2 separate regions of the Homo sapiens genome follow, and region 1 is linked to region 2. A link is an interaction called in ENCODE POLR2A ChIA-PET data of the cell type or tissue named here. Cell type or tissue: PC-3. All regions are shown on one strand. Links, peaks and the distances in the headings refer to the core of each region. The heading gives the core; the rest is flanking DNA.

Region 1 (11,784 bases), core at 2,590-5,089, 180 kb before region 2:
ACAGCCAATAAAATGACATCGTTGTATATTTGTTGCAAGTAACAGAAACTCCAAATCAAACCATGTTTTCTAAACAGTAATGGGAATGTATAAACATATGTTACAGAAAAAGTCCAGTGGTATGGTGGGCTTCAGACATAGCTTGATCAGAAATTCAGCTCTGTTTTATTTCAATTGTCTTGGATTTACCCTTCTTTTTGTACCAGCTTTATTCTCATCCTCTCTATTAATAGCAAAATACTGAAGCAGTCTCAGGACCCACCACACTGTCCAGAAGGAGAAAGGATATTTCTTTCTCCAATTATCAAACAAGAGTCATAGACTTCCCTTTTCTTGCACCAGTGGCCAGGGAATGCCAAAACAGGCCTAGGGTATATATCCATGCATGAGCCAATGCCCATGGCAATTAAGGCTACAACCTAGAGGCCTAAAGGTTGGACCAGTAGCATCCAAGCCTTGCAGATGCTATACCAAGTGGGAGGGGTAGAATGGATGCTGGAGAGTAAACCACAATCCACCACAAGCCAGGACCTGAATTCATAGCTTATGGCTCTAAATCCTAGGGGTTTTTTTCCTATACATTACATGTTGTTGTTCTTCACTTGTAGATCTTATGACTCCAAGTAAAGCTGCTATTTTTGCCTATAAATGTGCCTTAAAAGGCCCTCAGGTGACCAGATGTCTTTTCCAGCTGCTGCACACCAACACTGGACATTTCTTTGTGTGTGCTGCCATGATCTGTGAAGTCTTCTGCTTTTTTGGTTATTTCTCTAACTCATGTTCCTCTAGATTCTTTTGCCCCATTCATTTTTGTTTCAAATACATTTTTGTCTCTTTGTGTCAGAGCCCAACCAGGAAGACAGAAATCATTCCGAATATTTAAAACAGAGGAAAGTTAATGCAATGAGATGAAAGAAACTTAAAAGCCAAACAAGGGATGGTGAGGCAATCCAGAGACCAGCAGCAGCAGGAAGTTGCCGCCACTCCTAGGCTGGAGGGACAAAGGGAGGAGGTGATGCTAGCAGAGCCCAGGGACTGGGATTACCCAGAGGAAGCTGGAACCATGACAGACTTCCTGTGCAAACTGGAGTCGTGGAAGAGAGGGAGCAGCTGCCAGAGATACTACCCCAGGACAGAGGGAGAGGGAAAAATACCCTGACGTCTTCCTTCCTCCTGCTCATCAAACTCCCACCAGAGCCTCCCATTAGCCAAACTCAGCTAGAAGCCAGCTAACACAGGGCCCTGAGAACTGCAGCCGGGAGGGGTCAAGCCCCTCCCACAATACAGAACAGGGGAAGGAAGGGTGAGGATCTCACATCACACAGTCCAGAACCAGCTATATTTGCATGACAAATGTCATACATGTTCACTGTGGAAGTTTCAGAAAATACAGATATGCAAAAATAAAAAGGTAAAAATCATGTTCTATTAGTTCTGAAGAGGTAAGATCCAATCAGCCAGTCCCAGGGTACTGCTGAATGCTACCTGTTTCTCATTAATGATTGAGCAAGCCATGTTCTAGTCTTCTCCCTATCAATAGGCCAAGCACTCTAGCAGTTTGACATTTTGTTATACACACTCTGAGAAATTCAATTTCTCCCTTCTATTAAGTCAAAAGTAAAAAAACCAAAACCAAAAAAAAAAAAACCCCAGATTTTAGAAAGGTTGTTAAGAAAAACTTTATTTCTTCTAGGAACCTGTTTTTGCTTTTTTTCCCAGGTAACATGTGCCATATGATTTATCAGGTTTTCTCTTTTTGCCCAGGCTACTAGGAAACTCAGAGATACATCTCATGCTCCAGACCAGCAACTTTAACCCTTTGGGTAGGCGTGTGCTTCTTCCCTCTTCTGCATGTTCCAAATTGTATTTTATCATATCAACTCTATTATGCATGTGTGTGTGTGTGTGAAGAAGACAGGGATGAATATAGCCACAGAAGGGAGAAGACCTTGAGTTATTGCCCCAGAGAGTTGCTGGGCATCACTTGCCCTGTCCAACTTTGTCCACTCTATGCCAGCTGCCCAGCACTGGGAGAGTCATCTGCCACAGTAGAACAGACTTTTCTGTCACCCTCCTCAACAGCAGATGGCCGCTCTGCACTCATCCGTGTCATACATCATTGCTGAGTGAGACACCACCAACCACTGTGCAAATCACTAAGCGTCTTTGCCTCCAACTCTGTGGTAGGCTGGGAATTATGCCTGCGCACTCAAATCCACTCTATTTCAATAATTTTTCAGCTAAGGGGGCTCAACTGAGCATCGTGACAATGGTAAGGGGTGGAGCTAGGGGCTGTCAGTGGGATTATGGTTAGATTTTTAATTAGATGGGGCATTTTAATTAGGTTGGGCAAAAGCTTTTTCAAGGAGGTGAAAGCATTGTCTCCTCCGGCGAGCACGTCTCTGGCTTATTTAGCTTCCTTGATTCACAAGTTAGTCCCTCTTGAAGTGTTTTTCTTGTACTTTGTTTATTTGAGGCTGATAGTCTGGGCATGGGGCCCAGTTTAATATAATTTTTACTGTTGCTACCACATCCCAAATTCTATTGAGATGGTTGTTATCATTGTTGTTAAGACACCTTACAGTGTCAATTACCAAGGCCAGGTGTACTCCCATACTCCCCCCACCCCAGCGCACCCCTTTTCTTTTCTTTTTTTTTTTTTGAGACGGAGTCTCGCTCTGTTGCCCAGGCTGGAGTGCAGTGGCGCGATCTCAGCTCACTGCAAGCTCCGCCTCCCGGGTTCACGCCATTCTCCTGCCTCAGCCTCCCGAGTAGCTGGGACTACAGGAATCCGCCACCACGCCCGGCTCATTTTTTGTATTTTTAGTAGAGACGGGGTTTCACCATGTTAGCCAGGATGGTCTCGATCTCCTGACTTCGTGATCCTCCCGCCTTGGCCTCCCAAAGTGCTGGGATTACAGACATGAGCCCCTCCGCCCGGCCCCCTTTTCTACTTCACCTATTAGAAATGAAGCTGATGCTTACTCCCGTGCCATTGAGACAATGTGCGTTTGTGACTCTGTAGCATAGCAAAGTAGATATTTGGTAATTATCTGGATAATTTGATTGCGATAGGGAAATAGTTCCAATCACTTAGGTCCTAGAGTTTATCTGTGAGTCTAAAGAACATGAAATCTCCCCCCACATTGCTTATAATTTCCTCTGAGTTCTATAAATACATAGGATGCTTTTACAGCAAATTTCCCTCCCTAATTATGTTTTACATAATCTAATACATTCATATTAGTTTGCCTCCTCTAAGCATATAGCAGCCAAAAGATACCTTGGCTGGAAGGCTAGAGAGGGAAACTGACCACAGTGCATCATCAGTGTAGAGTTAACAGCTGACAATAATAATATAGATTCAGCACTGACAAAAGAAAGGAAATAGTGCAACATTTGGTTTGAAAAGTGTGTGTGTGTGTGCGCGCGCGTGCGTGTGTCTGTGTGTGTTCCAGTGTTCCATTTGGGTCAGACCCTTAGCATGACTTTAGAATGCAGGCGTTTAAGGTGAGGGATTGTAATAATAACCCACTTCAGGAGTGTGGACATTAGCCAATAGACATGCACCTCTGGCTTCCCGCCAAGACCTGAGGTGGAGCCCAGGCCTGGGCTTGTCCACAAGGTTCATGTCTTCAGCAGATACAGTCTTGCTGCAAAGTTGTACTGCACTAACAATGAGACTCACTGGAAAAATAAATAAAATGCTTTAAATGTTTAAATGCATTTCCAAGTATTCATCTTCCAAATATTTAGACCCTGAGCCAATTTGGGCCAAGAGCCCAAGCTTCCTGTACATGCAGGATGGTTCCAGCAATCTCCTGAAGATCAGCAAATATGTAACAACTTAAAATATCATCCTCTCAGAGCCAAAAGAATAATTCCCTAGGTATTGCTCCAGGAAATCAACTTGCTGTCTCTGTCCGAAGTCCTCCTTCATAATGTCTGTAGGAACACATTAGTTTTAGTAACTTTAGTAACTTCTTACAAAGGCCTCCATGAGACCATGGTCTGTGTCCGCTGTGAGACTCCAATATAAACAGGAGTGGGAAAGGAGATTTGAGAGTAGAGACGTGTAGGATGAAAAGGGAAAAGGGAAGAGAGAGAGGTGCAGAAAGAACAAACAGCCTATTGAGGATATTGGTAGCCATAGAAGGTTTTGATGCCTGCACCAAGTCTCGAAGGGTAAGTCTGAGTAAACCAAGGTTGTTTGGTTTTGTTTTGTTTTGTTTGCTTTTTTACCAGAGGGGAGGGGTGTTGGAAAACGACTTCCTTTTGCATTTAAATTTCTCTAAATTCAGTAGTCAGGTAATTTATTCTCCTTTTTCCAGCCATATCCATACTAAAACATTTTATTTTCCTTTTTCTTTCTAAGCCACCACAGCAAAAAGAAAAAAAAATCATAGCACTGCCAAGGAATTTATCTACTTCTAAAGTTCAGCAATCATATCTTTATCTAGGAAGCTCCACAAAATAAAATAAATACTTTCCATGTAGATTTTGATTCTAGGGTACCTGTATTAGTGTTTTGTTCAGTCTTCCTCGTGGACTAAGTAGAACAGTGAAGTTGAATCTTACATGCACTCAACTTTTGTAAGTTCAATTATATACGAGACAGAGAGAGAGAGAGAGAGAATGAATGTTGGTCTTAAAAAGCATGTGCCCCAGAGTGAACATGAGAAATGAATCTATTGTGCCTGAACTGACTGCATGCTCATAGATAACTCACCATGCAGTCTCTTGCTTAAAATACACATTTCTCATATACATGACCCCAAAATTCAAGCAAACTGCTTCACTGATACTCAAACAAGAAAACAGCCCTGCTTTCCAATGATGGAGGGAAAACTGGCTGAGAGACAGTGTGCCAGTCTCTGACATGACACCTCCCTAAGAGAGTTGCATGAGTAGTTTTGATAACCTGTGATTTTCATCTTGGGGCTGACTTTAGAACCTGACCCTCTCATCAGCCACATCTCTGCTGAATTAACCCCCCTTGGCAAATGCAAAAGTAAAAAGAAGTGGGATCATTTTTCCAATATCTCTGAATTTGTGCCAAGACTAGAAACTTTGCTTTCTCAAACTCCATGGCCAACCACAAAGCACATTGCAATCTCTTTAGCCTTTTCACCAATTTGGAGTACAAAAATGGTCCACAGACAAAAGCCACAAGAGACAGGGAGCCATTTGTTCTTTTATTCACCAAATATTTGTGGAGTGCTAATGATGTAACAGGCACAGGATTTAGTAGGGAGCTACTGCTGAATGAAAAGAGTCAAAAGCCCTACTTTTGACTTGGCAATTATCAAGCTAGCTTGGTAACCTACTGTTGACTTGGCAATTACCAAGCTTGTTAGCTTGCTGTGTGACATTGGAAGAATTACTCGACCTCCCTGAGTTTCCTTTGCCTACTTCACCAAAAAACGTGAAACAATACGGCACATAAGTCCTAAGGTTTCTCTCAGTTATATATTATGTGAAATTGGCTTAGAAATATTTTTTAAAACTTGAGAGAAATATAACAAACTTCCTTATAGCAACGTTTGTCTATTACTAACAAGCACTTTGCCCCGGTAGCCTTTTTTCTCAGCTTTGCTCCCCAATGTTACGGTCAATTTCACCACCTATCTCTCTTCCACATGCATCGACATTAGCTGCTCCCCGTCTCCCACTCCTGGAGCTTCCAGTAGACACATAAACGAAATGAAGGGGTTTCTTCCTAGGTTTTGTTCCCTGTCATAGTTGCTGTTGTTCAAGCCCTACCAGAGTGATTCAGGCTTCAGTGTTTTGATTAAAAGTAGTGATAGCCATGTTGTGGACAAAAGATATGGAAATAGATCTCTTGTATGATTAATCATACTTTCGGTTGTGTAAATGTTTCATTTTCAATGACTACATCATCGGTAATATGACTTTTGTGTTATATCATCAGGCATGTGGACCTGTTCACACTTAGTTATTGAATTTGGCATAATAATGGCTTAAGCACCAATTGTCTTTATCCCATCTAACTGAAGGAGTAATAATAGCAAACATTTGGTTACTCTGGGGGGAAAAGTTCTATAAAATGCTTAAATGTTTGTGATACTATATCAAGGAATGTTAGCCAAATATTACTTTCTGCAATACCCACTTCTTAGTTGTTCTATTCAATCAATAAATGAATATTGGAAGAAGGCCTACTCAATCAAGAGTTGTGCTTAATTCACCCCACCGAGCATTCAGGAGAAGACCAAGTAGAAGTGTACAATTTCCTGAAATAAGAGGAGATATGGTGGCAAGCCAGGGATGCCTCAATTTGAGTGCCACTTTTGTAGGTAGCTAGATGTTTGATCCCCAAGTAGCTACTCTGTCATTTTGAGCTTTACATTCTCCACAAGGACTTTAATAACCCCTGCTTCATCTTCTTCACAAAAATTTTGTGAGGATAAATTGATGATGTAAAAAAAAGAGGAAGAAGTATCACATGTACATAATGCTTACTTGCCAAGCATTTCATATATATTCACTTATTTAATTCTCATAACAACCCTGTTTTATAAGAGACCAGTCATTGAGAGGTTAAGCGGTTTGTTAATAAAAGGTGGAGTTGGCATTCAAATTGAGAAAGCATTCATACTTTTATCCCCTATATGATAATAAATTATACAGAGGTAGCTACTAAAATATATTTAATGCATAGAAGGGAAGAAACAAACTTTTTTCACCCTCTCCCACTTTTAACGGAAATGTGGAGGTGGGAGAAGATAAATATCTGCAATAGTTTTAATGCACACTACATGATTAAGATGACTTTGCTGGGTTAATAACAATATGTTTCACATTCTGTAGTTTTTCTCACAAAGTTATAATGCTTTTGATCTATCAGGTTTAAAAATATCATGCATTTATGCAACAATTCCTTATTTTCCTCCTGAATTTGCATGCTAATGAATTAAAATATTTTTTTAATATCACGACACTACGAATTGCTGGACTCAAGGGAATCTAGTATCTCTCGCATTCTGCCTGCTTCTATAAAGCAGGCTGAAACTTGAAAATCAAAGACACCAGCAACCTTCCAGCAAACAAAGGCAGTCATTATGTTTTCTGCACTTAGGAGCTTTTACTCTGCCAGGCAGATACAGAGAGCACTCATCTCTTTCCAACTCCCAAATCTCTTGACTTCCTCTTTCTCCTTCTCTCTGGCCAGGGCCTTTTGAGAGAGATGGCCAATAAGCCCCTTGTTTCAAATCTTTGCAGGAACAAGTAGATGCTACTCTCAGTGTCCACTAAACCATAAGTCCTTTGAGGATACAGGAAGACATCCACCAATCTCAAGATCAAAATGTGATAAGAGGAAGTCTGCAAGCAAAGAAGATGTTACCCACCACCACCTCTTACAGAAATGGCAGAATCTCTGGGAATAGTAAGCAGTTTATTCTATTCTTGCATGTTATATATACTAACCAAAGGTTCAGGAAAAATACTCTCCACTTAGTTTTACCTTTTAAAATATTCCTATTGTACAACAAAGTACACTATCAAGAATTGGGTATTGGCCAGGTGCGGTGGCTCACGCCTGTAATCCCAACACTTTGGGAGGCCGAGGTGGGCAGATCACTAGAGGTCAGGAGTTCAAAACCAGCCTGGCCAACATGGTGAAACCCCGTCTCTACTAAATATAAAAAAAAAAAATTAGCCGGGTGTGGTGGTGGGCACCTGTAATCCCAGCTACTTGGGAGGCTAGGGCAGGAGAATCACTTGAACCTGGGAAGTGGAGGTTGCAATGAGCCAAGATCGTGCCATTGCACTCTAGCCTGAGCAACAGAGTGAGACTCTGTCTCAAAAAAAAAAAAAAAAGAATAGGGTATTATAATACATATTCTCTCTGAACCTCATAATAGCCTCATTCTATTCTACACTTGAGAAGGATCCAGTGATAGGATTTGAACCCAGGTTCAACAGATTCCAAAGCTGCCCTTTCCTTAACAACATACTGTCCCTGCATGGATTCCAGGGATCAGAAAATAGTCACGTATGATCATATTTCTTTTTTTATTCTATGTTCTAAAATATGTATAATTGTACATTATCAGGAAAATAACAAAAAGATCTAAAGAGAATAGGAGGAAAGTTATCTGAATTGTTCAGGTTTTAATCACTAAAAGCAACACATCCACACCAAACACATTAAAAAAAAATCTCCTTTGAGTTTACAACTCTTGTGATGTTTCCCCAGCCTTGACTGCTAGGAAGAAGCAATTGCATAAGCCCAGAAAGGGCTACCAATAGACAACCAAATCAACATAGAAGGTAAACTTGCAAATAAAATGGTTTAAGATGGGATTGACTGCCGGAAAATCAGAGCAGCCATCTCTTTTTAACATGTCAGTACATGTCCCAAACAGTGTCCTCCAACCTATAATTTGCTTGTATAGTCCAGTCAAGAAGGACTGACTGCCCAAGGGCGTGGAACTGTGTCTTCTCTCTTGCCAACCCCTTTCTTCCTCCCACTAACAATCCAGCAGATTTCAGTCTCAAAGACAGGAGTTTAGACTTGATAGCTCTACACTGACCCTATCCCATCCCAACAAACCTAATGTTTGTATCTTCACTTCTCTGCAGATGGTTTTCACAAAGAAAGCATTCCTAATCACTCAGGGGGAACTAGGTCACCACCACAAATTGTCCTCCAGTTAAAAGCATGAACTCTTCTGGACACGAATTCTCTTCTGAGTGTGAGGATGCCATGACTGTGATACAGGGTAAAGTGGGATGGAGTGCTTAATCCCCAAGAAAGTCCATCAGGAATAGGAGAAGGCCAGTTTAAGAGCATTTAATGTTGTCCAACAAGTCCAACTGAAATCGGGAGTGGTTAATCCTCATAAATATAATATCTATCATTAGTTATTCAGGAAATATGGGAAGTCAGTACCAAGTCAGATGGTCCAAAACACGCAAGTCAATTAAGCAGCCTGAAAGAGGTGACACGAGGCATGAGTGATGCCCAAAGAAGGTGACACGCCCAGTGTAGCTGGTTACAAAGCAAGCCTCCTGATAGCTGGATGTGTTTTGAAATACTTGTAAAGTCCTTGGTAAGCATCTCCTATTCTTGTGATAAATAAACACTACCAAGGAAAAAGTACTAAACCACTCAACTGAAGTTTGAATTGATAAAGAATGGTAATGTGCACAATACTGAATGACCTTGGAGCCTCTTTGATCTGTGCGTTTCTATATTCAGCTCAAGGTCCCATTGAAACCAAGGAGTTTATGTTTGGGCCAATAAATAGAGCTAATAAAAGTTCACCCTTGGACTGGGACTCTTTGAATGGCTGGAACATGGGTCATTTATGGTGTTTGATGACTGTGAATGCCAACAAAACTACTACTGAGTATATATGGCTTCTTTTACACCCTAGATGAGAAAAGCCTGCCTGTAGCATGTAGGAGAGTAAAAAAGAGAATAAGCAACCTGATGCCACATATTGAAATTTCATTTGACAAATATGCATTGAATATCTACTATGTGGCAGACAGCCTTCAAGCAGGAGGGATACACAGATGAACCAAATGTAGGCCCTGCCTGTGAGACTCCAGACTGGACAGAATGCACTTAAGTCCACATAGCAGTAATACACGTCGGACTGTGAGGATGGCTGAGCAGAAGGAAGAGCAAGGAATTCTCTATGGGAAGACTCTGGAAGGCTTTAACAAGGATGTGCTCTTTAGCTGAACCTTAAAGCATGAGTGAAAAAAAAGAGCAGAAAAAGGTGGTGTTTTGAGCAGAGAACAGACACTGAGCAAGAAGCAGAAGAGCAGAGGAGCCGAGAAAGCTGGACAGAGTTCTAGAAATGTGGCATGGAAGGAATGAAAGGTCTGAGGAGGGAAAGGAGGTCAGGACCAACTACGAATGGTCTGGAATGACTTGCTACACGTGGATTTGACTTTATTTGTAGGCCGGGGGGTTGTAGAGGTTTTATATTTTTATACATTTATTTTTTAATTTTCATATTTCAACAGAGCTTGTTTCAAGTAATTCTTATGTAAAACATGAATGTATACAACAAAAACAAGCGGGTGATGTTTCATTAGTACAAACGTGCTTTTATAATCTTAACTTTATTAAGCTTGCTTATTCTTAAGTTAACCAATGAGAACAATTCTAATCGTCTGCACATGAGTCAAGATTTTGCACTCTGTGCAAGTGACTGAAAACTCAATTCAAACTAACTCAGGAAAAAAAAAAGTGGGGGAAGGGAGGAAGAAGATTTATTACCCATATAAATCCAGGAGGGGTTCTGGGATTCAGGAATCAGTTGATTGTGGGGCTGAAAGAATATTATCAAAGCTTCAGCTGATTTCTCAGCTCCATGTCCCCTCTATAGTAGCTGCTTCATTCTCAACATGAGCATCCTTGGTAGTCCCCAGGAACGCTGGGCTTAGAATCACCTTTACAAGCGGCAATCTTCCTTTCCTACCAAAGCCCACCACAGTCCCAGAACTAAGCCTCAGCGACCTGGCCCGCCTCACATGTCCATCCCTGAACCTGTGGCCAACACAATGGTGTATCCCAAATGAGCATGGTGGGTCCTGCATACATCCAGGTCTCGAAGGAAAATCGAGCTGCTGTCACCGGAAGGAGGATGCACAGGAAAAAAAAAACACAGTTTATTCTATTTTGACCAATGTGAAAATTTTAAATTTAGGATAAGGGATTGCAGGTTTATACCAGTTTTAACACTCACTTTGTTTCTGTATTTTATTTGCACAGTATTGAGAAAATTCTGATTCATTACTGGTAACTGTTTTTTAAATAGCATACCTGTTTAAATTACACCTGGAACATTCAAAATAGTCTTAAATTAAACTTGTGCCAAAGTGTAAGTAGGTTGAAAGTCTGAGCAATGGGAAGTTTTATTTCAAAGTTTAATTCTACAAACAATCTCCTCTGTTAATTTAAGTGTTCACTGGGAAGATGTTTCTCAAATGTATCTATAATATCTAACAAGAAATTCAACAATGTTACTTATTTTTTAAACTTAGTATCTCAGTAACTATTGCTCAAAGCTTGAGTGTGATAAAATTAATGTTTTGCTCTTTGAGTCATAAAGTTAGGTTTCAACTTAATTGCTGGCATGCTATCAGCAAATGTAAGCATGGTGATATTGCAACTTCACATTGCCAAACTGAACTCATTCAGTTTCTTGAAAAACATCAGCAAGTTTATGCAACTCTGTTATATCAGAGAACTATTTGCTAAGTCTCATTTGGGATACAATATTTAGTGATTTCTTGTCTCATTTGAAAGAGTAATAACAACACCTTGCCTCAAGACAGTTGGTAAGTGTACTTTCCCAGGAGAAAGTACACTGTGGAACCCACAACCCAATACATTCCCAAAAACTATAAAAAGGCTGAAATTGGAATCTCCTGTCTCATTAAACTGACAATGTAAAGGAAATCGCTAATCACTGTTTTTGCTTTTGTTTTTTGAGACGGAGTCTCGCTCTGTAGCCCAGGCTGGAGTGCAGTGGCGCAATCTCGCTCACTTGCAAGCTCCGCCTCCCGGGTTCACGCCATTCTCCTGCCTCAGCCTCCCCAGCAGCTGGGACTATAGGCGCACACCACCACGCCCGGCTAATTTTTTGTATTTTTAGTAGAGATGGGGTTTCACCGTGTTAGCCAGGACCGTCTCCATCTCCTGACTTTGTGATCCTCCCGACTCGGCCTCCCAAAGTGTTGGGATTACAGGCGTGAGCCACCGCGCCCAGCCTAATCACTGTTTTAAGAGATGCTCAT
Region 2 (16,715 bases), core at 5,664-8,163:
CGCCACTGCACTCCAGCCTAGGCGACAGAGCAAGAATCCATCTCAAAAAAAAAAAAAAAAAAAGAAGTCCGTTCATACCTGAGTTTGAATCTCAGTTCTTCTGTTTATTAGCTATCTGGCCTGAGTGAGATTACTTAACTTCCATGAGCCCTATTTTCTCTATGGAATAATAATGTCTATTCCATGGAATTTCAGTAAAATTAATGCAATAATATATATAAATTGGAACCAACCCAAATGTCTATCAGTGACAGACTGGATTAAGAAAATGTGGCACATATACACCATGGAATACTATGCAGCCATAAAAAAGGATGAGTTCATGTCCTTTATAGGGACATGGATGAAGCTGGAAACCATCATTCTGAGCAAACTATCGCAAGGACAGAAAACCAAACACCATTCCCACTCATAGATGGGAATTGAACAATGAGAACACATGGACAGAGGGTAGGGAACATCACACACCGGGGCCTTCCAGGGGGTGGGGCGAGGGGGGAGGGATAGCATTAGGAGATATACCTAATGTAAATGACAAGTTAACGGGTGCAGCACACCAACATGGCACATGTATACATATGTAACAAACCTGCACGTTGTGCACATGTACCCTGGAACTTAAAGTGAAATAATAAAAAAAAAAATAAAAATATAAATAAAATAAAAATAAATTGGGTGGCCTATAGGAAGGTCCCTAGTAAGTGTTTGATAGTATCATTCATCTTCAGAATCACCCTCTATGTCAGGCATTTATAATTCCCATTTCTCAAATAAGGAAACGAAGTCCCACCCAACTAGTAAGTGACAAAGAACTAAATTAGATGCAGATCTCCCTGGTCAAGCCAAGGTCTCTCTCCTACGCAATCCTCCTTGACAAAGAAAAGATGGAAAGGGCAATAATTTGTCAGTTACAACACAGTCATGTTTTAGGTAAATTTGAGTTACATGTATTTGAAATTGTGTAATACAGAACATTTATAAGGTCTCATTTTGTGCTCAAAATGAGAAATGGTGCAAATCCCCCAAATTAAAATAAAATCAAGAATTGCTCATGTCAAAGCTGCTCAGACAAGTGAATTGTAAACGTGCCACTTCAGTTCTAAAACAGAAATCCTCTCTTCCTTTTGCAGATATCTCATAGACTACGCTGTTGTTCGCATAGCTCAGAACTCCAAGTGATTTTGTTGACAATTGAAATGTTGTTATAATTGAAAATACTTTGTTAACATCCTATGGCCATGTCATGTGAGCATTCATAATGTGATGGCACAGAAAAGCACCAGAAGCAGTGCATTTATTCTGCACTTTAGATGTCATAAAAAGGCTTTGCAGAAGACCGGACAGCCATTATGATATGATATGCTTATAATTCAGCAGATTGATTTCTGCAAAATATCAGAGATCATGCCGAAGAAATGAAAAGCACCATTAAAAAGCAATTATGTACCCAACTGGTGTAGATTTATGTGCATTGGAAATCTACTCTTTCATACTTTAAATGTATTAATGTGGGAAAAATTGCTTTGAGTTACGTAAGTTTTGAATAATGCAGTCTTCAGGAATGTATTCATTGTATAAAATAAACTCATCCTAAAGATATTAGCATTTACTTCTAGGAACTAAAATACCCAATGCATTTGGTAACTAAATTGCTCATGATAATTTATAAATTGAAAGTTTGATTTATACATCAGTCTCTAAGGAGCTTATCATGCGTAACCTCTGGGGACACTGAGGAAAATGAATTTTTCCAGTTTGTAAGCCTAGGGCCTGCCTTTGCACTGTGTCAGCTTAGCATGTACTAGCATGTAGCATATCTGGGTGGACCTCAGTTTTCTCTTTCCATATTGACCAAACTTGGACAAGAGCCAAGGCTTTCTGAGAGGCAAGCAGAAGATGTACAGTGGTATGCACTACATGGTTAGTAAGAGGAGCTACCACTTATTGGGTGGTTTTTTTTTTTTCTATATCAGACATGATTCTAAGTACTTTATGTACATTATTTTATTGACCTAAAAATCTATGTGCATGAACAAATGAATAATCGAAAGCGCAGGAATGTTGACTAACTTGTCCAGATTATTAATTAAGATGTGGCAGAGATGATTGTTCCAATATCTCCAATTTATTTTAAGTATTTCCATATATACTGTGTGACATCATATGTGTTGCTTTCATTAGGCCACAACCCAGGTGGTCAATTCTCTTTTTATTTTTTGTATTTAGAGACAGGGTCTCACTATGTTGTCCAGACTGTCCTAGAGCTCCTGGACTCAAGTGATCCTCCTGCCTCATCCTCCCAAGTAGTGAGATTACAGGCAAACGCCACTGTGCCAGGCCCAGGTTGTCAATTCTAAGCAAGAATTCTAACCCAGGTGGTCATGGGGCAATCGATCCAGGAAGTCTGTGCCCAAGCAGCAGCTGCTATACATGCTTCAGTTATTTGTATCTTGACCAACAGCTACTGTGTTGCCAATCAGCATAGGGAATGTCAGGCACAGGTTTTTATTTCTGATCCTAATGACTTGTCAAATAGCATGATGGATTTTAGAAATAGGCTCTAATTTGGGCGTTAAAGGTGTTTAAAATATGTGGCTTGGCTAAAGTATTTTACAGATACTCGCACAATTCCACAAATAGAATATAATGACCTTTGACCCCTGTAGTCTTCACTGTTGAGCTATAGCTCTGGGCTAAAGCCCTAACTGGTTCCATGTAAAGCCATGACTCAGAGGATCACAGCTCACTCTCCATCCAATGCCAGCTGTCAAGGTAACAGAATCCTGTCTCTAAAGGTTCAGCATGTCTGCTTTGGATGACCTTGTCATGCAATGTGGTAGATGAAGCACCTAAAGTGACAGAGAGTTGGGGCTTCTTTTAGCCTTAAAGAACCAGCTGCAGAAATGGCTCTGGACTTGCTTGCTAATAAATGTTTGCTAAATAAACAAGCAACTACATAAATAAATGTAGCAGAATTATAACCTGGAAGCATAATTGTGAGGAAGGGAGTCGTTTCAAATCTATTCTGAGATTATAGAAGGAACCAAGAGCTGTGTCTGACCAAAGTGACTCAGGTGAGTTTTCAACATGGATATTGAACCCAGAACTGTTTGTCTGTCTCCAGAAGCAGACCTTGCTCTTTAGAGAAACACCTATGCTGGAAAAAAAAAAAAGCATCATGGTTTCAACTACAGGGTCTCACTCTGTTGTGCAGGCTGGAGTGCAGTGGTGCAATCACAGCTCACTGCAGCCTTGACCTCCAGGGCTCAAGCAATCCTCCCATCTCAGCATCTAAGGTGAGATGTTTCCTTTTCCGTTTCCAGCATTGGTGATGTAAGCCTTCTCTGTTTTGTTCATGATCATCCTCATGAAGGCTTTACTTTTCACTTTGCTGAATTGTACAGTGTCATCTAGTTCATTTGGCTTTTTAAAAGAAATCTTTGTTATGTCCTTCCTTCTATTATACTTTCTTTAAGTAAAATTTTCTGTTTGTCTTCTAATTCCTTCAGGCTTATTGATTTTTAGCTTTCCTTTTTTTTATTCTAAATACTTGACACAAATAGAACACTTATGGGAATATACAATCCTATAACAACAACCAAATTTTGCATCCCAAGAAAAATGTAAAGTTAAGACTGTGTCCAGCTAGATTTATTTATTTATCTTAGAAACAGGTTCTTGCTATGCTGTCCAGGCTGAAGTGCAGTAGATATTCACAGCAGTGATCAAGCACATGGCAGCCTTGAATTCCTGGGCTCAAGCAACCCTCCTGCCTCAGCCTTCTAAGTAGCTGGACTACAGGCGTGCGCTCTGTCACCTGGATCTAATTAGAATTAAATTAATGCAGCTCAGTTTATATTTCATCATTACATTATTTGAATTCCATCACTAAAAAGACCCATTAAATTTGGTAAATTAAAAACATCAGGCTGGGCACAGTGGCTCACACCTGTAATCCCAGCAATTTGGGAGGCTGAGGTGGGCAGATCACTTGAGGTCAGGAGTTCAAGACCAGACTGGACAACACAGTGAAACCCTATCTCCACTAAAAATACAAAAATTATCCAGGCATGGTGGTGCATGCCTGTAATCCCAGCTACTGAGGAGCCTGAAGCACAAGAATTGCTTGAACCCGTAGGTGGAGGCTGCAGTGAGCCAAGATGGCACCACTGCACTCCAGCCTGGGTAACAGAGCAAGACTCCGAATGAAAAATAAAATAATAATACTAAATCAAAATAAATAAAAGAATAAAAACATCATTTACAGTTTTGCCCCCAGCTTCACCAGTCCCACCAAAATAACGGAGAGTGGCTTAAAAAAAAAGATATTAACTAACAAGGACAAAGAGAAAAAGAAAGTAGAAAGGAAAAAGAAATATTTTGGAAGCTGGAGAGCATACGGAACAAGTGATTACCAGCTTAGCTGACCAAAGGAAGCTAGAACCAATTGGGGGCAGCCTGAAGCGGGATGATTTGAGACACAGAACCTCAGAAAGTTGTGGCTCAGGAGTTGGTGGCCCAGGGTGCAATTGAGGCTGAGAACAGAAGACTGGTTACAAGCCTGTACAAACAGAGATGCACAGATGCCTCCAGATCTGCCAACCGCTATCTCCCATCTCAGAAGTCCAGAATTGACCCTCCAAAGAGGGTTAGCCAGAGAGACTCCAGCCTCAGTGACATCACGGCAGGGCACCATATAGAAAACTGGGGATCAGCTGGAGTTCTACACCCTGTGGGGCTCATCCCTTTCCCTCCACTCCAGTCTCAGAATGATGGCAGTCAGGTTTATAATTCTCAAATCAAAAAGATTTGAGGAAACTGTCTAGATTAAGAGAAAAGACCAAAAGAAACTACAAAATGGGACTTTCCCAATGAAACAGCCCAGCAAGATCACTGTACAGAAAAGTTCATCCATTGGCGAGCTCCCTCCAGCTCTCAACACCACCATGTATGTGCATGCACACACATACACACATATGCACACACATATACACATGCATGTACACACACACTACACAACTTACAATCAGCTTTTTAGTGCTTCACTTTTAAATATGAGAAAAGAGTCAAGGAAGACCAAACATCTGAGAAATTTTCTAATAGAAAAACTGAGATAAAAACAAATAAGATTTTTATAAGAGCTCAGTAGAAGCAGAAATAATTTTTAAAAAGCAGAAGAAAATTTCAAAAAGCTATAATTGATGTGTCCAGAGGAAAAAAATGAAGGAAATTAGAAAGTTACATGAAGTAGAAATGTCAGAAGATAAAGTTTGGGAAAGTAAAAAAAAATTTCAGAGATGGAAAATACACACACACACACACACACACACACAAAACCCATAAGAAATAACACCAATTTTACACAAACTCTTTCAGAGTTTGAGAAGGTAAAAAAATATTTCGGAGATGGAAAATATAGGAAAAAATTAAAGACCTGATGAAGAACTATAATATTCAAATAAAATGGGAGTTCCAGAAAGAGAGAACAGAGAAAATAGAAGGGTTGCAACTATTCAAAAAATAATTCAAGAAAATTCTTCAGGCCAGGCATGGTGGCTCATGCCTGTAATCCCACACTTTGGGAGGCCAAGGCGGGTAGATCACCTGAAGTCAGGAGTTTGAGACCAGCCTTGCCAACATGGTGAAACCCCGCCTCTACTAAAAATGCAAAAATCAGCTGGGCATGATGTGGCATGCCTATAATTCTAGCTACTCAGAAGGCCGAGACAGGAGAATCACTTGAACCCAAGAGGCGGAGGTTGCAGTGAGCTGAGATCGCACCACTGCACTCCAGCCTGGGTGACAGAGCAAGGCTCTGTGTCCAAAAAAAAAAAAAGGAAATTCTTCAGAGCTGAAGGACATGAGTTTTCATATTGAGAGGCATCACAGGGTCTCCTACATAAGGGGTTTAGAAAGTCCCATACCAAGACACATCATTATAAAACGCTGGAATTCCAAGGACAAAAAGAAGATTCTAAATACATTCAGAAAGGAAATAGTATGCCTCATTAAACAGGTAAAATATCAGACTTCCCAATAGCTGCACTGGAAGCTAGGAGAGCAACATCTTTAAATTTCTAAGGAAAAAATATCTTCAATTTAGAATTCTAAACCTAGTCCAATATCAATCATGTATGAGGTTGAAAGAATTGTATAGATATTCATGATCTGGAAGCTGCAGGAGGATGTGTTCACCCAAAATGAAAGTGTAAAATGAGAAACAGGATGTCATGGGACCAAAAAAAAAAAAGAGGATCCAATACAGAGGAGAACTGAAAGGAATTTTGAGGTTAAGAAAAGGAAATCCCAGGGTGACAGCTGGGTGGCAGATTTTGAGAGCAGCCAGTCCAGACTGCAGCAAGGGGAGAGAGAGCTCCAGGAAGGATATCTTCCAAAAAAGGGTTTACGCTGGCAGAACATATGGAGAGGAGATTTCCATTTCTGAAGCAGGGTTTGGGATGATTTCAGTAGAGGTAAGGAGTCTCCTCCTATCCGTGGGGATATGTTCCAAGACCCCCAGTGGATGCCTGAAGCCACAGATAGTCTGAACCCTACATATACTATGTTTCTTCCTATATGTACAGACCTGTGATAAAATTTAATTAGGCACAGTACTCTTGGGGCCATTATTAAGTAAAATAAGCGTTACTTGAACACAAGCACAGCGATAACTGCAACAGTTGATCTGATAACCAAGATGGCTACTAAGCAACCAATGGGCAGGGAGCACAGACCTTGTGGATAATTCTTTTTTTTTTTTTTTTTTTTTTTGAGACAGAGTCTTGCTCTGTCGCCCAGGTTGGAGTGCAGTGGCGTGATCTTGACTCACTGCAACCTCTGCCTCCTAGGTTCGAGCTATTCTCCTGTCTCAGCCTCCTGGGACTATAGGGATGCGCCACCACGCCTGGCTAATTTTTGTATTTTTAGTTGAAACGGGGTTTCACCAAGTTGATCAGGCTGGTCTCGAACTCCTGACCTCAAGGGATCCACCCGCCTCAGCTTCCCAAAGTGTTGGGATCTCAAGGGTGCGTGAGCCACCACGCCCGGCCTAAACTTTTTATTTCTTAAATTTTCCACTTAATATTTTTGGGGTTGAATATGTAGTAACTGAAGCCACAGAAAGTGAAACCATGGATAAGGGGGATTGTCGTACATAGAAAACTAAGCAAAAAAGAAAAAAATGAGATGATAACCTCCAGTGAAAACAAATAATTGAAAAAGAAAGAAAATATAATAATGTTTTATGTGGCTCAGCTATAGATATTTTTAAAATCATAGTTATGTAAACACTAAATATTAATCTTAATTTATGATAGAGATATATTGTCAGATGACAGGAGGAGGTGTTCAGGGAAAGATGTGTAAATGGTGTAACAAAACTGAATCATAATTATTTTATAATAAAAAGACAAGAGATAATAACAAAAACTGAAAAGTCAATATAACAACAGTAGTGCCAGGCACTGTTAAAAGTGCTTATTTTTAATGCATTAATTCCTTTTGTTTTATTTATTTATTTATTTATTTATTTATTTATTTATTTGAGGCACAGTCTCGCTCTGTCACCCAGGCTGGAGTGAAGTGGTCCAATCTCAGCTCGCTGCAACTTCTGCCTCCCAGGTTCAAGCAATTCTCTGCCTCAGCCTCCTGAGTAGCTGAGATTACAGGTATGCACCACCATGCCCAGTTAATTTTTGTATTTTTAGTAGAGACAGGGATTCACCATGTTGGCCAGGCTGGTCTCAAACTCCTGACCTCAGGTGATCCACCCGCCTCGGCCTCCCAAAGTGCTGGGATTACAGGCATGAGCCACCGCACCCAGACTGAATTAATTCCTTTTAATGCTCACACTAACCTTATGAAGTTTAAAAACCCATTTAATGGATGAGAATATGAAAAATAGTGATATAAGCATATAATTTAGAAATATGGGGGCAAACTCCAGAAGCAACAGCTATAAGAAACAAAAGTAATTGCCTCCATGGAGAGGAAATTGGATGGAAAAGGGCATGTAGAGGTCTGCTGGTTTTCAATAGAAACCTTGGTTAGGCGCAGAGGCTTTCATCTGCAATCCCAGCACTTTGGGAGGCTGAAGTGAATGGAATGCTTGAGCCTAAGAGCTCAAGAGTAGCCTGGGCAATATAATGACCTCATCTCTACAAAAAATACAAAAATTAGCCAGCATGGCGGTGTATACCTATAGTCCTAGCTACTTGGGAGACTGAAGTGGGAGGATCACTTGAGCCTGGGCAATACAGGCTGCAGTGAACCATGATCATACCACTGCACTCCAGCCTGAGTTACGCAGTGAGACTGTCTAAAAAAAAAAAAAAAGACGAAACCTTATGAAACCATTTTTTTGTTTTGTTTTGTTTTGTTTTGAGACAAAGTCTCACTCTGCTGCCCAGGCCAGAGTGCAGTGGCATGTCTCGGCTCACTGCAACCCTGCCTATCAGGTTCAAGCCGTTCTCTTGCCTCAGCTTCCCAAGTAGCTGGGACTACAGGCGCACGCCACCACATCTGGCTAATTTTTGTACTTTTAGTAGAGACAGGGTTTCACTATGTTGTCCAGGCTAGTCTCAAACTCCTGACTCAGATGATCCACCTGCCTTGGCCTCCCAAAGTGCTGGGATTACAGGCTGAGCCACTATGCTTGGCCTGAAACCATTTGACTTGTTAAACTTTGTACATATAAAACTTTGATAAAACTAAAGAATCAATTAAAAGACATCAATTCAATAATTTATTAATCAATCAGTGATAATGGTTTGGCTCTTTGGCCCCACCCAAATCTCATGTTGAATTGTAATCCCTAGTGTTGGAGGTGGGGCCTGGTAGGAGGTGACTGGATTATGGGGGAATTGGTCTCTAATGGCTTAGCACCATCTCCCTAGTGGTTTCTCACGATGGAGTTCTCTCAAGATCTGGTTGTCTAAAAGTGTGTGGCACCTTCCCCTTCTCTCTCTCTCTTTCTCTCTCCTGCCACCATGTGAAGATGTGCTTGCTTCACCTTAGCCCTTCTGCCATGATTGTAAGCTTCCTAAGCCTCCCCAGCAATGCCTCCTCTACAGCCTGTGGAACTGTGAGTCAATTAAACCTCTTCTTTTCATAAATTACCCAGTCTCAGGTAGTTCTTTATAGCAGTGTGAGAACAGACTAATACAGAAAATTGGTTTCAGATAAATGGGGCATTCCCATAAAGATAACTGAAAATGTAGAAGTGACTTTGGAACTGGGTAATGGGCAGAGACTGGAAGAGTTTCGAGGGCTTTGGAAAAAGTCAGGAAGATGAGGGAAAGTTTGAAACTTCCTAGAGACTTGTTGAATGGTTTTGACCAAAATGCTGATAGTGATATGGACAGAGATGGCCAGGTTCATGAGGTCTCACTTAGAGATGAGGAACTTACTGAGAACTGCAGTAAATGTCATTCTGCTATGCTTTAGCAAAAAGACTGGTGGCATTGTGCCCCTGCTCTAGGGAATCTGTTGAATTTTGAACTTGAGAAAGAGGATTTAGGGTATCTGGCAGAAGAAATTCCTAAGCAGCAGCAGAGCATAAAACTTTGGAAAATTTGCAGCCTGGCCATATAGTAAAAAAGAAAAACCCATTTTCTGAGGAGGAATTCAAACCTGCTGCAGTAAAGATAAGCCAAATGTTAATAGCCAAGACAATATAAAAATGCCTCCAAGGTATTTTAGAGACAGAGGGCTGGAGGACTAAGAGGGAAAAATGGTTTCGTGGGCCAGGCCTAGGGCCCCCCACTCTGTTCTGTGCAGCCCCAGGACATGGCACCCTGCATCACAGCTGCTCCAGCTCCACCCTTGGCATAAAGGGCCTCAGATATGCTTCAGGCCTCTGCTTCAGAGGGTGAAAGCCATAAGAAGCTTTGGCACCTTCCACATGATGTTAAGCCTGTGGGTGTGCAGAGTGCAACAGTTGAGGCTTGGGAACCTCCACCTAGATTTCAGAGGATGTATGAAAATGCCTGGATTTCCAGGCAGAAGTCTTCTGCAGGGGTGGAGCCCTCATGGGGAATCTCCACTAGGGCAATGTGGAGGGAAAATGTGGAATTGGAGCCCCCACACAGAGTCTCCACTGGAGCACTGCCTTGTGGAGCTGTGAGAAGAGGGCCACCATCCTTCAGACTCCAGAATGGTAAATCCACCAACAGCTTGCACTGTGTGCCCAGAAAAACTTCAGGCACTCAATGCCAACCCATGAAAGCAGCCACAGGGGCAGTACCCTTCAGAGCCACAGAGGCAGAGCTGCCCAAGGCCTTGAGAGCCTACCTCTTGCATCAGCATGCCCTGGATGCGAGACATGGAATCAAAGGTAACTATTTTGGGGCTTTAAGATTTAATGACTGTCCGCTAGGTTCAGACTTGCATGGGGCCCGTAGCCCCTTTGTTTTGCCCAATTTCTCCCTTTTGGAAAGGGAGCATTTACTAAATGTTTGTACCCTCATTGTACCTTGGAAGTAACTGACTTGTTTTTTATTTTACAGGCTGATAGGCAGAAGTGACGTGCCTTGTGTCAGATGAGACTTTGGACTTGGACTTTTGAGTTAATGCTGGAATGAGTTAAGACTTTGGGGGACCATTGGGAAGGCATGATTGTGTTTTAAAATGTGAGAAGGACATGAGATTTGGGAAGGGGCAGTGGTAGAACGATTTGGTTTGGCTTTGTGTCCCCACCCAAATCTCACGTTGAGTTGTAATCCCTAGTGTTGGAGGTGGGGCGTGGTGGGAAGTGATTGGATCATGGGGTGATTTCTAGTGGTTTAGCATCATTCCCCTAGTGCTGTCTTATGATAGAATTCTCACAAGATCTGGTTGCTTAAAAGTGTATGACACTTTCCCCTTCTCTCTCTCTTTCTCTCTTTCTCTCTCTCCTGCCACCATGTGAAGACATGCTTGCTTCCCCTTTGTCCTTCTGCCATGATTGTGAGTTTCCTGAGGCCTCCCCAACCATGCATCCTGCACAGCTTGTGGAACTGTGAGTCAATTAAACCTCTTTTCTTCATAAATTACCCAGTCTCAGTTAGTTCCTTATAGCAGTGTGAGAACGAACTAATACAATCAATAAATACATATTCACAACAAACCATTTTTAATTAACAAAAAACTATGCTTCTTGTAATCATTTCTATGTGAAAAACTCACAGAAAGCAGGCCTTGAACATTCCTCTAGTCAGCCTAGGCTTCTGGTGATGACTTTCCCTGGCCTGCAGGTTCCCAGTTCAACCAAACTGCCATCAATTTCCGCCCATGGAGGCTGGAGGAGTTCTGTGGCACAACTTGAGCACCACTCTTCCTCCAAGATGTTTAGCAAGTGTGTGCACATAAATCAGATTAAAGACTCAGCCTAAATCAAAAACATGAAGAATCATCCTTACAAATGCTTTAAAAACCATGAAAGCCCTGAACAATCACCTTTCATTCAAACACCCGCTGAGAACTATGTGGTCATTTGCTATATTTTCTGAGAAGAAATCAAATAAACAAATAGATATAATAATATTATAACATCTAGTTTTAATTAAAACACAAAATTAAACATAACATTTACTTTGGTCAGTTTTAAGAATGATAATTCCACTGATACTTTTTGGAAAACACTTGCTTATTAATGCTGGAGAGAGAAAAACCAAGAATAATGAATGCTTAGCTCATTATTCAAACTACCCTGGAGTCCTTGTTTTCATCTCGTCCTAAACCATTCACATTTCAGGCTGACAGTTTTTCCACTGTCACTCAAGGCGAAAACAGACGACTCCTTAAATTATGTTAGAAATAAATTAGCTCCCAGATAACACACACTCCATGTAAGAAAGAAAAGAAAGAAAGAATAAGTCCCGAGGTAAATTAACTCCTGGTGTACATAATGAAACTTTACCCTCAAGCTCCAATGCAGTGATACAAATACCAAAAATTCTGCCAATGACTGCACAATCTGTTTATTTGTGAGAAGGTGGAGGAGAGAAAAAGAAGAGCACCAGGTCCTTAGACAAATAAGACCATATTGAAATGACCCCTCTTAAAAATGGACTTTATTTTTTAAAGCAGTTTTAGGTTCACAGCAAAATTGAGTAGAAAAAAAATTGATGAGAAAGTACAGAGAGTTTCCATATTTCCCCTGTCCCCACCCGCCACACGCACAGCCTGTCCCACTGTCAACATCACCCACCAGAGTGGGACATGTGTTGCAGTTGATGAATCTACATTGACACATCATCGTCACCCAAATATTACAGGTTTTAACAAGTGTATGACAACATGTATTCACTATTACAGTGTCGTATAGAATAGTTTCACTGCCCTAAAAATCCCCTGTGCGCCAACTCTTCCTGTCCTCCCTAGCTAGCACCTGGCAACCACTGACATTTTCGCTGCCTCCATAGTTTTGCTTTTTTCAGAATGTCATATAGTTGGAATCACACAGTGTGCAGCCTTTTCAGATTGGCTTCTTTCACTCAGTAATATGCATTTAAGTTTCCTCCATGTCTTTTCACGGCTTAATAGGACGCTGACTTTTAAAAGAATCATTTCTACTGTAGTATTGGATATTTATAAATATAAATATTTATGCCTTAAAACTTTAGAAAAACACAGTACCCTTCCACTGATATGCTAGGATACCTCTTATCTTTTCTACTCCCGAGGTGGGTTCAGGAATTTGAGAGAGCCCATGGCCAATCGTTCATTAATGCATTCAGTGTCTGTCATCCACCATTGTTGCAGTTATTATGGATTCAAATAACCCCAATGCTTAGTGGTGTACTCCATTTATTATGCTCAGAGACTCAACTGTGTGGGTTAAGACTTGGCCATGGCACACCAAGGATACCCCGTCTCTGCTCTGCAATGTCTGAGGATTCAGCTGGAAGACTTGAGAACTGGAGGATGGGATCAACTGAAGGCTCATTAATTCACTCATCTATCCTGGTGGGTGAAGCTGGCTGTTGGCTGGGGGCATCTTTCACCCTCCACATGAGCTAGTTGAGGCTTCCTCATAACCCAGTGGCTGGTTTCAAGGGTGAACATCCCTAGGGAGAGAGCTGCAGGCAGAAGCCTAATTGCTTTTTATAACATAGCCTTGGAAGTCAAGCAATCTGTAGCATTCCAATTATCAAGACAGTCACGGAGTCAGCCCTTCCCCAATCCTGAGTCTCTGGAGAAGACGAATAGATTCTGCCTCATGATGGGAAATGGAAAGTTTGTGGAAAAACATGTGAAACTGGAAATACTGCTGTTTCTATTTTTGGAAAACAGTCACCTCTGTAGGGCAAGGACTTTGCCAGGTCTGGGGATTCATAGTGAAAAGCCATGGTTTCTGATCTCAAGACAAGAGAGAGGATCCATAGAGTAGGTTAACAAGCAACAACTCTAATGATTTTAACTTCTAGACTAGTGAATAACTGAAGCATTTTAGAAAACAGGAAAAGCCTCATTGATATGGATAGGAGACAGGGAAATACTGGGTAGAAGAGGGTGGTTCCCTGGCAAAGGCCCCACCCTGAAGTCCAGAGACCCTCGGCCCTAAATGGAAACAGGCATTTCTGTTTTTGAATGCAAAATTTGCCTTTTGGCCCGCCATGCCCCCCTATCCTGTACCCATATAAACCCCAAACCCCCAGGTTCCAGAAGCAGATGGGCAGACAAGGAGACAAGCAGAGGAATGTCAAAATGCTGCGGCAGAAAGAGAGAAGAGGAGGAATGTCTCAACACTAAGAGTTTAGCCCGGGGCGGTTCAGCTGCCGGAAGGCCAAACTCCAGGAGAAGCCCATCTTCCTACTCCGTCCTCCCTTCAGGTTCTCCATCCATCCTGCTGAGAGCCACCTCCGCCATTCAGTAAGACCCCCACATTTATCCTTCAAGTGCATGTGTGACCCAGTTCTTCCAGGATGCTGGACAAGAGCTTGGGATACATAAAGCTGTCACACTGGCCCTCTGCCCTTGCTCGCTAACACTCAAGCCATTCGCAGACGGCTAAAAGAGCACATTGTAACACGTGCCCACTTGGACTCCTGCACCTGCCCATCTGCATGCTTTCCATCCTGTAAGGGGTTTGAGTGGTGTCAGCAATCTAACAGACAAGCCACACCCTTGTTTCACGTCCTGTGAGAGGGGTCAGGGAACTCTTCTGTTTCATCATTACCCAACTTTGGAACTCAAGAAAGGACTCACAGGGAAATTCTTGCAGAATCTCGTGGAAAATCTCACATGTATTTGTGAAAATACAATGTGGATCTGTGAGATCCCACTTCAACACAGGCCACGGGGCCACCTTCTGCACCCACATGGGTTGTTTTAAGTCTTCCTTAGTCTCCTTGAGAATAACATGATGCTATGATGTTGGCAGGAATCTTCCACACCTTCCAAAACATGACAATATGGGTCAAGCCCGTGCAGAGACTGTGGCTCCTGCTTTGGGAGTCACCTGGAATTGTTGAGAGATTAGCAAATCCCAGAACCAGGTTTGTTAGAATTAACTGCTCAACCAGATTGTATTGAAAATGGTCTGAAGTCAAAGACGACAGACGCAAACGGGCTAAATTGCTCAGTTAATTCTTCCATTTCTCTTCCTCCTAGTTGTTCTAGCTTCAGGGAGGACTCAGGAGAGTACTGTTTGAAAACCACTGATCTAGTTTACACTTTCATTTTACAGAGAGGAAACTGAGAGCCACAGAGATTCAAGTGACTCATCCAAGATGACCCAAACCCTGGGGTTTGTTATTGTTTTTCACACTATGCAAAGCACTAAAAAACATTCGTTTGAAACAGGTGAACAAAAGTCTAATTTGTAGTGAGGTCTAGGGGAATGACTGTCCAGTCAATTCCTCAATTCATGAAGGAGCATTTGGGACGCCACAGAGGAACATACACAGGTATCCCTCCTCCTACCCGACACCATTCAGGAAGAGCGGTTACCCCTCCAATGCACTGAAGCAGATTCATTTCCCTCAGGACTGTGGGAGGCGACTGAGGCTGAGTGAATGATACAGCCTTTTAATTTGTTTTTAATTGTCGTGTCCTGGTAACCCTTCCAAAGACCCTTCACGGAGAGTAGTTTTATTTTTCCACTTATTAACCGCATTCACTAGACTGGAAAAAGAATTCCCTATCTCCCAAGAACTCTCCCTTTCATTCTTGTAATTCCTTTTTTTTTTTTTTTTTTTTTAGCACCAGGAAAGTAATGTGTGTAAAACTAGAGCCAAGTATATTGTGGTTTCAAATACAAGCCTGTTTGGAGCAGAAGCCCGTGGGATTGCTGCGTTTCAGCCTCAGGGGATGGCCCGCTGATGGCCTCGGCCTGTGAAAGGGAGGGGCTTGAATGGCCCTTTGATTCAGCCCAAATCTGGGGGTGGAGGGTGGGGAAGGGGCAGGCCTGTTATTTGACACTTTCTGTTGGGCTTGGCCCAGGCCTCACTCCTTATGCAGGCCTCCCTGGAGCCTGCAAGCCCTCTCTGAGGACGCACTGACTTAGCAAGCGCTGAAATGCATAACATTCCTTGCTGCTTAGGAAGTAGACCAGCGATCCCCAGGGCTCGCGAATTCCCTGCGCTTTGAGAATGGTGCTCTTTATAACGTTCCCCATCCAAACACACACACAGACACGCTACACACACATACCCCAAACATACACACACACGCGCACACACACTCCACACACACCCAAACATACACGTACACACACACTCCACACACACACACCCCAATATACATACACATGCACACAATAGACACACACCCAAACATGCACACACACTCCACACACACACACCCAAATAAACACACACATGCGCAAACTACACACACATTACACACACACCCATACACACACATCCAAAAATACACACACACAAACTACACACATACTACACACACACACAAACATACACACACGTGCACACACACGCTCCACACACACATCCCAACATACACTCTACACACACGCCACACACACCCCATACACACAGGCACACAATCCACACATACACTCCACATACACAAACCCAAAACATACATACTCTACACACACACCACACACATCGCAAACAACCACACTCTACACACACACAAACATAGACACACCCGCACGCACACTACACACACGAGCCAAACATACATACTCACACACATTCTATACCACGGAACAACCACGCTCTATACACACACTATACACACACTTTATACACATACCCCAAAACACACTCTCCACACACCTACACACACCCCCAAACATACACACACTCCACACACACCTATACACATACTCTACACACATGCACTCCACAGACACAGACTCCCAAATATAAATATACACACACACCCATACACATACATGCACACACACTACACACACCCCAAACATACATACTCCACACACACATTCTACACACACACTCCCCACACACGCTTCATACACACACACTCCACACACACACACCCCATACACACACACTCTACACACACACTCCACACACAAACCTCCCGAAACATACACATATACACACACTCAATATGCACTCACACCTCCCACACACTATACACACACCCCACACACACCCAAACATACATATACACACACTCCATAACACACACACTCACACACACATATCTACACACACACCCCAAACATATACACACACCATGTTACACACTCCACACACTCCGCAAACACACACACACAGAACCTAAACATTCACATCCAC

Evidence for each region. Peaks named below come from ENCODE experiments on the same cell type or tissue, not always from the same donor. Only the 100,000 strongest peaks of a DNase experiment are listed, where the experiment ranks them.
Region 1: POLR2A ChIA-PET joins it to region 2 with 11 read pairs; 2 of 35 experiments call an interaction of 5 or more read pairs at or near these places.

What each region holds. Positions count from the first base shown.
Region 1 is chr4:38,561,845-38,573,628 of GRCh38, forward strand. It overlaps LINC02278 (long intergenic non-protein coding RNA 2278), which reads left to right and starts at 2,159. Exons shown (of 3, transcript NR_146991.1): 1 at 2,159-2,272; 2 at 7,243-7,408; 3 at 8,608-11,784. In PC-3, for the core only: no CTCF peak of the experiment used is centred there; a DNase peak (open chromatin) is centred at 3,647; H3K4me3 peaks cover 557 bases; H3K27ac peaks cover 1,902 bases.
Region 2 is chr4:38,737,795-38,754,509 of GRCh38, forward strand. LOC105374413 (a long non-coding RNA gene) reads left to right here and starts at 6,328. Exons shown (of 6, transcript XR_925231.2): 1 at 6,328-6,473; 2 at 7,547-7,667; 3 at 10,506-10,580; 4 at 10,909-10,996; 5 at 12,800-12,945; 6 at 13,638-15,257. In PC-3, for the core only: no CTCF peak of the experiment used is centred there; no DNase peak of the experiment used is centred there.